4 separate regions of the Homo sapiens genome follow, and regions 1, 2 and 3 are each linked to region 4. A link is a contact called in ENCODE Hi-C or POLR2A ChIA-PET data. All regions are on one chromosome and are shown on one strand. The core of a region is the stretch at or near the end of the contact, and the rest is flanking DNA. Distances in the headings are between cores, read along the strand shown.

Region 1 (2,924 bases), core at 15-2,514, 580 kb before region 4:
GAGGTGCCTTGAGGCCAGCACTCCCCAATCTTCTTCCCAATTCACTCCAGACTCTCCTAGACCCCTAGCAGCCGGCAGCCTTTTGCCACTGGCCAGTGGAGGAAGAAGTCAAAAGTGGAACCCTCATTACTGTAGCTCTGCTGGGGCTCCTGAGGGATGGGATGTTCTAGTCAGCATGGTCCATTAATGTTTGCTGGTTGCTTCTTGCACCAGATACCGTGCTGAGGGCTTTACAGACACTGACTGATTTGATCCCTTCATAAGGCTACAAGTAGTTGCTATTATTATTCTCATTTCGTAAACCAGGGACCTGAGGCTTCCAGGGCTTTTGCTAGTCATACAGCTGAAGTGCTGGAGCTGAGATTGGTGCCCACGTTTGTCTGACATCTGAAGCTGCGCCTGTTTCACTGCCCAGAGAGTCTCAGACTTCAGGGAGAGCCAAGGATCCCTTGAGCTGCTTGTTTACAGAGCAGATTCTCAGCTCTCAGCCCCAGAGATCCTGATTTAGGTCTGGGGTGGGGCCTAGGAATCTGCATTAGGAAAACTCCCTGTGGTAGCTCTGAAGCAGGGGAAGAGGACCCCATTTTGAGACATCCTACCCAACACCAGTTGCCTCCCCAACTCCAACCCACCCTCCCGGCAAAGCCTTCACAGCAGCCCACTGAAGAAGCCGTCTGGGCAGAGACCATGGGCTCTGTAAAGCTCCCAGCAAATGACCTGGACCACGCCTCAGGTCAGAAGTGCCCCTGTCATCCCTACTCAGGAAGAGGGCCCCAGGGTCCTCATGGAAAGAGAGGGATTTATGCTCTGGAGGAATCGCAGAGATTCTGGGGCAGGCAAAGAAGAAAGCCACTTCCTGTCTATGGGGATTTGCAAAATCCCACCAGAGGCAGCCAGCAAGGCAAAGGGGGTGTGAGTCTTGAGTGAGTGACACGGGTGTTGGGTTCAAGCCCCAGCCCTGCCACAGTACCCTCATCAAGGCCACAGCTCCCTTTTCATAAGGTGGCGGCTGGACTGAATCTCTATCAGGTCTGACAAGCTGCAGCTAGTGAGCCCTGACTGCTCGGGGCTGCTCTCTGAAAGCCTCCAATGAAAGGGAGAACAAGGAGAAGGGAGAGGGAGAGGGGAAGGGATGAGGGAGGAGAAAGGGGTCTTACCTGTGAGTCCTGCCACGGCAGGGGCAGCACAGGGGCTCCCTAGGGCTCCATCCCAGGAGGTGGCAGCAGGGATTGGATGGCCCCTCCTTGTCATTCACTGTTGTCTCTGCTGCTTCTGGCTTGGCACTGGTCTTATACACACGGGCTGACCTGAAACCTTATCCTAGAGAAGTTGGTTGACAGCCTGATCACTTGACAAGAGGCTGGCTGGTGAGGGCAGTGAGGTGAGAGGGGAGGTGAGTGAGTTCCAGATCTGGTTCAGTCCTCTTGACTTGGGGTGCTTTAATATAGCTCCTTTAAGCTGTGGACGCTTCCTTGGTGACAAGGGTGTATGGGGGGGTGGACCTGCTGCCACTTTTGAGTCCAAAGGTCAAGGCCTCCCACGATAGGCTGGGCACAGCTCTCCCAGGTCTCTTAATAATAATGTCATTTCTTTGTGCCTACTATGTGCTAAATATTTTACATACATTACTACTATTTTCCACAATCCTATGAGATAGGTACTATTAGGATTCTATTTTTTTTACTTTTTTTTTTTGTAATTTAAAATTTTTTAGTAGAGACGAGGTCTTGCTGTGTTCCCCAGGCTGGTCTTGAACTCCTGGGCTTAAGTGATCCTCCTGCCTCAGTCTGGCAAAGTGCTGGGATTATAGGTGTGAGCCACTGCACCCGACCTAATTTTTTTTTTTTAAATTACAGATTTATTGATATAGAATTCACATACCGTACAATTCATCTGTTTCAAGTGCACAATTCAAATGGTTTTTAGTATATTCTGAGTGGCACAACCATCAACACAATCTATTTTAGAACATTTTCATCACCCTCTCACCCTGGAAAAACTCCATACACATTGGTAGTCACCTCCCTTCCCCCGCTCCCCAGCCTCAGGCAACCACTAATCAATCTACTTTCTGTCTCTATAAATTTGCCTGTTCTGAACACTTCCTAGAAATGGAATCATCCAATATGTGCTTGTTTGTGACTGGCTTCTTTCACTTAGTATAGTAATGCTTTCAAAATTCATCCATGTTGGAGCCTGTATCAGTATTTCGTTTCTTTTTAGTGCTGGGGATCCTAAAATCTTACCACTTATTTTACTGAGGAGGAAATGGAATCTCAGGGAAGTCATGTAGCCAGCACGTGGCGGGGCCTGACTCCAGCCTGTAAACTGTAAGGCATTTTGGGCTTATCTACTGTGACCACCATTCTCTCCAACATGACACTTGGAGGCTTTAGCATGGACACTGCTGGAGCCAAGGGAGCTGGGACCTGGTGGAAGGGTGCCCCACAGAAGCTACTGGAGGCTCCATCTGTGGGCACTCAGAGTAAGGGCTGGGCACAGCTGAATCGGGCCCCAGGTGATGGGGGAAGGGGAGAAGAAGAAGAGAAGGGAGGGGAGGAGTGAGAAGCAGAAGGGAGGGAAGGAAAGGGAGTTAACTGGGTAGGGCAGAGGAGGAGTAGGCAGAAGTCTTTTCTGGACTGGGGCACAGAGCCAGCGTCACAGGGCAGGTGGTCAGAAGCATGGATGTTCAAGTGCAAAGCTTGGGCTGTACCTGTCCTCTTCCTTGGACCAGGCCCTGACCTTAATGTCAGCAGAATAAGCAGCTGCATTAGTGTTAAGAGGGAAGTGGCTGTCAGGGCTGCTGAGATTAGGAAGGCTCAGGAAGTAGGTTCTGAGCTCCATCTGTAATTGCTAGTCTAGAGGTGATGCAGTAAATTGCAGGGAGTCTGTGGGGGAAGAATAGAGTAGAAGCCCAAACCAGG
Region 2 (2,700 bases), core at 116-2,615, 640 kb before region 4:
CACTGTAAGGGTGGGCCGCACAGTGACTGCCTTCCAAAGAGTGCAATACAGCAAGTGGGGAAGGAGGGCTGGCGCGGTGGCTCACGCCTGTAATCCCAACACTTTGGGAGGCTGAGGTGGGTGGATCACTTGAGGTCAGGAGTTTGAGACCAGCCTGGCCAACATGGTGAAACCCCGTCTCTAGTAAAAATAACAAAAATTAGCCGGGCATGGTGGCACATGCCTGTAATCTCAGCTACTTGGGAGGCTGAGGCAGGAGAATCGCTGGAACCCGGGAGGCAGAGGTTGCAGTGAGCTGAAATTGTGCCACTGCACTCCAGCCTGGGCGATGGAGTGAGACTCCATCTCAAAAAACAAAAACAAACAAACAAAAAGAAAAACACCAAACAAATTCCAATTGCAGGACATTCTACAAAACACCTGACCATTATTACTTAAACTGTCAAGGTCATCAAAAACATGGAAAGTCTGAGAAACTGTCACAGTCAGGAGGCACCAGAGGAGATGCAACAGCTAAGTGTAACGTGGCATCCTGGATGGGGTCCGGAACAGAAATAAGATATTAGGTTAAAACAACTAGTAAATCTGAATAAAATGTGGATTTTAGTTAATAATAATGTATCAATATTGGTCATTATTTGTGACAAATGTACCATACTAATGTAAGATGTTAATAATAGGGGAATGTGAATGCAGTGGCTCACACCTGTAATCCCAGCACTTTGGGAGGCCAAGCCGAGCCCAAGAGTTCAAGACCAGTCTGGGCAACATGGTGAAACCCCATCTCTACAAAACATACAAAAATTAGCCAGGCATGGTAGTGCACGCCTGTGTCTCAGCTACTTGGAAGGCTGAGGTGGAAGAATCCCTTGAGCCTGGGAGGTTGAGACTGCAGTGAGGTGTGATCCTGCCACTGCCCACCAGCCTGGGTGACAGAGTGAAGACCCTGTCTCAAAAACATGATAATGATAATAATAATAATAAAATAGGAGAATGTGGATGTGAGGTATATGGGAACTCTCTGTACTGTCTTCTCAACTTTTCTAAACTCTAAAACTGTTCTAAAATAAATGTATTTTTAAAAAATTAGCCAAATGCATTTCTTCTAAAACCTTTTTATTAAAACTAATTACTGCTCTCTTTAAAAACAAAAACAAAATAAAACAGAGCCCTGTGAGTCTTCAATTTCCGAGTTGAGTGACCTTTCACAGGGTCGCAGAATCAGCCCCAGCTCTCCCCCAGTCCTTTCACTGACTCCTCTCTGTGGCAGAGCTGAAATTTGTTTAGGGAAGTGGGACTACAACTCCCAGAGTGCACCTGTGCGGTTGTCAGGAGCAACCAAGGAAGCCAACTAACAGCCTTGCTAGAGTCTGAGGACTATCCAGGGCCTGACTGCCAGCTAGCCAGCCATGGGCCAGGATTATTACTCTGTGCTCGGGATCACTCGCAATTCAGAGGATGCCCAGATCAAGCAGGCGTAAGTTGGGGTGGGAGCCAGGCCTTAGGGGTGTGCTGGGGCAGGCCCTGCCCTCTTCTCTTCCAAAACGAGCTTTCCTGCACAGCTTAGCGCAGACAAGGTAAACCTTGTTCCTCCTTTCACTTCTTGCATACCTGTATCCTGGCTTTGGTCTGGGTCAGGGCCCAGGTTGGAAATTTGAACTCTTTAGTTCCTCAATCTGCTCCCAACCCATCTCCCTTTATGCTCCATGCCCTATATCCTCTCCTGGGTGCCTTGCTTTTCCCAGCAATGAAGTGGGGACAAAGGAGCCATTTGAACTTTATCTTGAATATTATGGAGAACCAGAGGCTTGTGAACAAGGGAGTGGCCAGGCCAGATGGATGTTTTAAATTCAATTCTGGCCATGATGGAGGTTTTCAGCATTGACTAAACTACATTCCTGAATACTTCCATCGGATCTTAAGGACGTTCTGGCTCGTTCCTAAGAAAGCCTACAACAGGAGTCAGTACATTTTTCTGAAAACATGTTTTTGTTTTTTGTTTTGAGACGGAGTCTTGGTCTTGTTGCCCAGGCTGGAGTGCAATGGCGTGATCTCGGCTCACCGCAACCTCCACCTCCTGGGTTCAAGCGATTCTTCTGCCTCAGCTTCCCAAGTAGCTGGGATTACAGGCATGCACCACCATGCCCAGCTAATTTTGTATTTTTAGTAGAGATGGGGTTTCTCCTTTTTGGTCAGGCTGGTCTCAAATTCCCGACCTCTGGTGATCCACCCGCCTCAGCCTTCCCAAGTGCTGGGATTATAGGTGTGAGTCACCGCACCTGGCCAAAAACATGTTTTTTTTTTTAACAAATATTTATTGAGCGTCTACCACAAGGGTTGAGAGGGTACTTCACTCCTGCTGCAGTGGTAGCAGCTGGAGATAAATGTCGGAATCCGACATCGACACTCCCTTACCTCATGCAGCTAGATTTTGTTGCTGAATAGATGTTGAATAAGTCACCACAACTGTGATGAGTGTTACAGAAGAGGAAGTATGGGGGGCTGTGGAAGTTATCTTGGAAGGAGAGAGACCCTTTAGGAGGCTGTTCGTGGTAATCAAGGCAAAAGATGAGGCCAGAGAAAGGGGAGGGAATGGACTTGGTAATTAAGTGGATCACTGGAGGGTGAAGAAAAGAGGAGTCCAGGATAACTCAATCAATTAAGTTAGGCAGTGACAATAGGTGTATGTTTTGAGTGTGT
Region 3 (2,700 bases), core at 64-2,563, 650 kb after region 4:
AGAGAGGGGCTTGGAGGAGGGGAGAGCTGGGAGACCCCCATCATCACCAGCTCTGTTCCTTAATGTTGGTCCTTGCCCAAGACCCAGGCCACTGCAGGGTCTGCCTCTTCTCCTTAAGTGGTATTGATCCTTTGGTCGATCTGTTAAATATAACCTCAGGGAAGGAGTCAACATAACAACCGTACCCAATTCAGGAGAAAGAGACTGATTCTTGGGAGGAGGTGGGGAGCCTCTATTCCAACCAGCTCTGCTGATACCCGAATGGCCTGCGGATCAAGTGTCAGCCTCTCCAGCCTGAATAATTCATGCTAAGGCCAGGAATCCTCCCTTCTCAGGAGCCTGTCTCTTTAAATCAGGTTTAGAGCTTCCCAGTTCTGGGGGAAAAAAAATCCAGAACAAAACAAATCTGTAAACAGCTCAGCCCCCCCACCCTCAGCCCTGGCCCCTTCTGAGACCCCCAACTCCATGCTGCAAAATCTGCTCCTGCTCTCCCAACCTCTGGTGCCCCAAACCCCACTCACAGGCGGAGAAGCCTGGAGGGACTAGTTGACAGTGTCCAACGGAACCCCAGGAGTCTTAAGAGGTTTGGGGGCAGGGAGTGAAAGCAAAGAGCAGAATCACTACACCCCCGGGTCTCTGTGCCTAGGACAGTGCTTGGCAGAGAAGCCCAGCCCGGTGGAGGAAACCACACGGGGGAACTCCTGGCAGAGGCAGAGCAGCCAGAGTTGGTGGGTGGGAGGGGAGCGGGTGCCACAGACTTCTCCTGAGAATGGGATGGGATGGGATGGAGAAAAAGCTGGTCCCATAGGACCTGCAGGGGTGGTGACACAGCCAGGTCTAATGGAACTAGGGTCGCAGAGGAGGAAGCAGAGACTGGGGATTTTCCAGTCTCTCTGCCTTAGGAAGAGGCCGGAAAATGAGTAACTTTCTCAGCCCACCCCTCATCCCTTCCTCCGGTAGTAGGAGCAGCTCTAAAGTCCTCCCCAACCCCCGAATTCTCCCTGGTGGTGACCCACCTGCCTGCTCTCCGCAGTCGGGCCCCGCCCCACACGTGCTGGAGAAGGAGGAGGAAGGACCCAGCTTAAATGTTGGGGGTGGAGGAGGAGGAAAACCAAGTCGGAGCCTCCAGGAGCCAAACTTCTCGGCAGCCCGGAGGGGCGGGGGCGGAGAGGATGAAGAGAAAGCGCAGCAGCCGACAGCCCTGATTCTCGGGAGCCTCCCACCCCGCCTCCCACGGCGAGGAGGGCGCGGAGACTCCGCTGGGGGCGGAGGACGAGACCGGGAGGCGGGGAGGGGGGAGGCAAACCCTGCCCACTCGGCTCGGAGCCCGGAGCGGCCGCGGAAGCCGGAGGCCGGCGCGCAGGGCGAGGGCACCGGGGGCGGGGGGCTCCGCTCCCCGTCTGACCCCTCTTGCCCCCGGCCAGTCAGCCAGTAAGTGCGGCTCCTCAGACTTTCGAGACAGCGAACGGACCGACCGGGACTGCCAGCCGCTCCGGGTCAAGGACTCGCCCCACCCGTGCCCCCCACCAGGCGCTCCCAACTCACTGGTGAGCGCGGCGGCCCGGGCGCTGGATGCGGGGGCGGCCGCGATGGCCCCGCGCGCGGGACAGCCGGGGCTCCAGGGGCTGCTGCTCGTGGCGGCGGCGCTGAGCCAGCCCGCGGCACCCTGCCCCTTCCAGTGCTACTGCTTCGGCGGCCCCAAGCTGCTGCTGCGCTGCGCGTCGGGAGCCGAGCTCCGCCAGCCTCCGCGGGACGTGCCGCCCGACGCGCGCAACCTCACCATCGTAGGCGCCAACCTGACGGTGCTGCGCGCGGCCGCCTTCGCCGGCGGGGACGGGGACGGCGACCAGGCGGCGGGCGTGCGCCTGCCGCTCCTGAGCGCGCTGCGCCTCACGCACAACCACATCGAGGTGGTGGAGGACGGCGCCTTCGACGGGCTGCCCAGCCTGGCGGCGCTCGACCTCAGCCACAACCCGCTGCGCGCCCTGGGCGGCGGCGCCTTCCGCGGGCTGCCCGCGCTGCGCTCGCTGCAGCTCAACCACGCGCTGGTGCGCGGCGGCCCCGCGCTGCTGGCCGCGCTGGACGCTGCGCTGGCACCGCTGGCCGAGCTTCGCCTGCTGGGCCTAGCGGGCAACGCGCTGAGCCGTCTGCCGCCAGCCGCCCTGCGCCTGGCGCGCCTGGAGCAGCTGGACGTGCGCCTCAACGCGCTGGCCGGCCTGGACCCCGACGAGCTGCGCGCGCTGGAGCGCGATGGCGGCCTCCCCGGGCCGCGCCTGCTGCTCGCCGACAACCCCCTGCGCTGCGGCTGTGCCGCACGCCCCCTGCTGGCCTGGCTGCGCAACGCCACGGAGCGCGTGCCCGACTCGCGGCGCCTGCGCTGCGCCGCCCCGCGGGCGCTGCTAGACCGGCCGCTACTGGACCTGGACGGGGCGCGGCTTCGCTGCGCGGACAGCGGCGCCGACGCTCGCGGAGAGGAGGCGGAGGCCGCCGGCCCGGAGCTGGAAGCCTCCTACGTGTTCTTCGGGCTGGTGCTGGCACTCATCGGCCTCATCTTCCTCATGGTGCTCTACCTAAACCGCCGCGGCATCCAGCGCTGGATGCGCAACCTGCGCGAGGCGTGCCGGGACCAGATGGAGGGCTACCACTACCGCTACGAGCAGGACGCCGACCCGCGCCGCGCGCCCGCGCCCGCCGCGCCCG
Region 4 (2,924 bases), core at 348-2,847:
TCTCCCAGGTTCAAGTGATTCTGCTGCCTCAGCCTCCCGAGTAGCTGGGATTACAGGCGTGTACCACCACACCTGGTTAATTTTTGTATTTTTAGTAGAGACGGGGTTTCGCCATGTTTGCCAGGCTGGTCTCGAACTCCTGACCTCAGGTGATCTGCCTGCCTCGGCCTCCCAAAGTGTGGGATTACAGGTGTGAGCCACTGCGCCGAGCCATTTTATTTTATTTTTAGACGGAGTCTCTCTCTGTTTCCCAAGCTGAAGTGCAGTGGCATGATCTCGGCTCACTGCAACCTCCACCTCCTGGATTCAAGACATTCTCATGCCTCAGCCCTGGGAGTAACTGGGACTATAGGCACGTGCCACCACGCCCGGCTAATTTTTATATTTTTAGTAGAGACAGGGTTTCACCATGTGGGCCTGGCAGGCCTCGAACTCCTGACCTCAGGTGATTCATCCCCCTAGGCCTCCCAAAGTGCTGGGATTACAGGCGTTAGCCACCGCGCCCGGTCTGCTACCCTATTTTAAACCACCACTATCTTTCACTTAAAAATCTCAGAATGTAAGTTACATGTGAACAGGCTCGGTTTATTATTGCTCATAGCTGCAGCCCCAGCACCTCAACACTCAGAATAGTATCTGGCCTTTCTCAGGATTTTGCTATGCTTTGAATGAATGCATGTCGCGACAAGCCTTTGAAGTAGGTACTGTTATTATTCCCATTTTATAGATAAGGAAATAGGCTCCTAGTGGCTAAAGAATTACCTAAGTTTACACAACAAACAGCAAAACCAGGATTCAAACCCAGTAAGTCTGACTCTAGAGCCCACTCTCTTACGCACTACACCTGCGATACTGAACTGCACCGGCTTATGCTGAAGTCAATTATTAAAGATTTTTGCGGGGGTGATACTAGGAGAAATTTGAGTTGAAATTCCCCAACCTGATAACTTTTCTCCAAGTTTTCCTGAGAACACAGCTCAAGCGCCTCTTCACAGTCTCCTAGGCACAACGATTTGGTTTCTCCCAAGTCTCTCTCATCCGCCTCTTCTCCTAACAATCCAGAGATAATGAACTCTTTTCCAGCAAATTCTCCTGCTTCTATCCGAAACACTCAGCCTCTCCTCAACCCCTCTGGAAAAACCTTCCCTAATTTCTCAACTCTGAGGGATTATAACAGGCAGTACTTTTCCCCAGTTGGCAGCACTACTAAAATTACTTGTTTTCAATAGTCTCCCCTTTATCCTGGCTTTCCCGGGTTTCATCACGCGCAGCCAACCTCGGTAGGGAAATATTATACCCAATGACATCTGTTGAGAGACCATATTCACTAATGTTTATTACAGTATAATAATAATTGTTCTATTTTATCGTTAGTTATTTTTGTTAATCTCTTACTGTGCCTAATTTATAAATTAAACTTTATCATAGGTACGTAGGTATAGGAAAAAACCAGCCAGGAGGCCCCGCACTTCGGTGTTTTCTACTAGCTCTGCCTACCTCCGTCTGCGCCGTCTCCCTGACTAGTTTGACCCTTCGAGGGCCGCCGTAGTGCGTCGCCTCCGTTGCCGGGGAAACGACCCGGGACCTGGGAGGGAGCAAAGACGTTTCCCGCCGGCGGGAGCTGTGGCTGTGATTGAGAGAGGGGTTAGAGGCGGGTCCCAGCGCTGCCGCACCATGGCGGACCAGCTTTATCTGGAAAATATAGACGAGTTCGTCACGGACCAAAACAAGATCGTGAGCAGCTACTACTGGGGAACGCGGGCGTGCGACCGGGGTCCTGGGCCCGGCTAGGGCGGCGGGAGCCTTGACCCTCTGTCTGCTTGTGGCTTCGTGGGGACCAGGGGAGACAGGTCCCCACGAGGGGACCTGGGCGAGCTCTGTGCCCCAGAGCGAGCGAGGACTCGTCGGGAAGGTCCTCCAGCACACACGGAAGTCCGCGTCCCTTGGGTGGGCGTGCTGGGAACAGAGCCTGGGGCTGGAGCCGCGGAGACCGGGCGCGGAGGGAGGGCCGTTGGCTGAGAGTTCTAAGGCGTCCCTACACCTTTCTTTTAAGGTGGTTGGCGTTTAAAGTTTTAAGTTTACAGTTGAGGAAATCGTGTCTTAACTGTGTTAAGTTACAAGTTGCGTAACCTCCAGATACTGTTTCCTCTTCCTGGAAATTTAAGCATTGATAGAGGTTTGATCCGCTTCACACGGGTGAGGAAAAGATCGAGCGAATTGATGGATGTGAGTGCACTTTGCAAACCGTGATGATTGAGTGCCTGCTGTGTGCCAAGGCACTTTAATCTTTACAGTGACCTCCCCGCACCCCATCCCAGGTCGGTGGTGGTATCCCGAGATGAGGAAATTGAAGCTGAGGGGCCAAATAACTTGTTTATTTGCGTTTGGTAAGGGATAGGCAGTTTTTCAACCTAGGTCTGTCCTCTTACTAATGCTTTCTTCTACATCACACTGCCTTTGCCTAACCTGTGCAAGTCTTCTAACTATTGGAAGCTTGACATTTGGAATTGGAAGAGACTTTGAGAGAAGAGAGTGCAGGCATCCTGGGTCTAGGAGGGATGAAGGCTTGATGCTGGTAGTTCCCAATCTAATCTCTTATAAAAATATTTACCCACTTTTTTCGTTTCCTGACCCCTGCACCACCTGTGCCCTTTAATGTTTGCATGGGTGCAACTTTCTTTAGAAGTTTCTGAGACATCACACTTCAAAGTCATCTAGCTTCTGAATGAGTTTTAGGATGGCTTTGGCTGGTGGCCCCCAAAAAAAACATCATGAGGAAAGGGCCTGAGTAAAACAAGGAATGTGAGGAAAATGAGAGTTTTTTCTGTTAGGTATGTTCAGCTTGTCTTTTTAGATTACTTTTCATTAGTTCATGAAACAAACTTCTTAGCATTTTTAAGATAAATAGGTCCTGCCTACCCAGA

The links. A loop is a pair of places that touch in the nucleus more often than their neighbours do. ChIA-PET counts read pairs that join two places held with the same protein, here RNA polymerase II (POLR2A). Pooled maps may share reads with other maps.
Region 1: a loop to region 4 is called in a pooled map, with 2.5 times the contacts of the local background. The contact joins the promoter of UCP3 here to the promoter of POLD3 in region 4. A Hi-C loop is called at or near these places in 3 of 50 pooled maps.
Region 2: a pooled map shows a loop between it and region 4 (4-fold over the local background). The contact joins the promoter of DNAJB13 here to the promoter of POLD3 in region 4. A Hi-C loop is called at or near these places in 1 of 168 maps with a recorded cell type or tissue (gastrocnemius medialis) and 3 of 50 pooled maps. POLR2A ChIA-PET finds 5 or more read pairs at or near these places in 1 of 52 experiments (activated CD4-positive, alpha-beta T cell).
Region 3: a map of naive thymus-derived CD4-positive, alpha-beta T cell shows a loop between it and region 4 (6-fold over the local background). The contact joins the promoter of TPBGL here to the promoter of POLD3 in region 4. A Hi-C loop is called at or near these places in 1 of 168 maps with a recorded cell type or tissue (naive thymus-derived CD4-positive, alpha-beta T cell), 2 of 37 single-sample maps with no recorded cell type and 7 of 50 pooled maps.

Annotation. Positions count from the first base shown.
Region 1 is chr11:74,007,821-74,010,744 of GRCh38, forward strand. UCP3 (uncoupling protein 3) reads right to left here and starts at 1,265. Exons shown (of 7, transcript NM_003356.4): 1 at 1,158-1,265. RefSeq lists a silencer at 560-740 and an enhancer at 874-1,513.
Region 2 is chr11:73,949,661-73,952,360 of GRCh38, forward strand. DNAJB13 (DnaJ heat shock protein family (Hsp40) member B13) reads left to right here and starts at 1,366. Exons shown (of 8, transcript NM_153614.4): 1 at 1,366-1,477. The coding sequence starts at 1,410.
Region 3 is chr11:75,239,461-75,242,160 of GRCh38, forward strand. It overlaps TPBGL (trophoblast glycoprotein like), which reads left to right and starts at 1,314. Exons shown (of 1, transcript NM_001195528.2): 1 at 1,314-2,700. The coding sequence starts at 1,590. LOC124902717 (a long non-coding RNA gene) reads right to left here and starts at 410. Exons shown (of 2, transcript XR_007062783.1): 1 at 186-410. RefSeq lists silencers at 2,220-2,469, 2,600-2,679.
Region 4 is chr11:74,590,985-74,593,908 of GRCh38, forward strand. It overlaps POLD3 (DNA polymerase delta 3, accessory subunit), which reads left to right and starts at 1,598. Exons shown (of 12, transcript NM_006591.3): 1 at 1,598-1,734. The coding sequence starts at 1,675. RefSeq lists an enhancer at 1,260-1,893.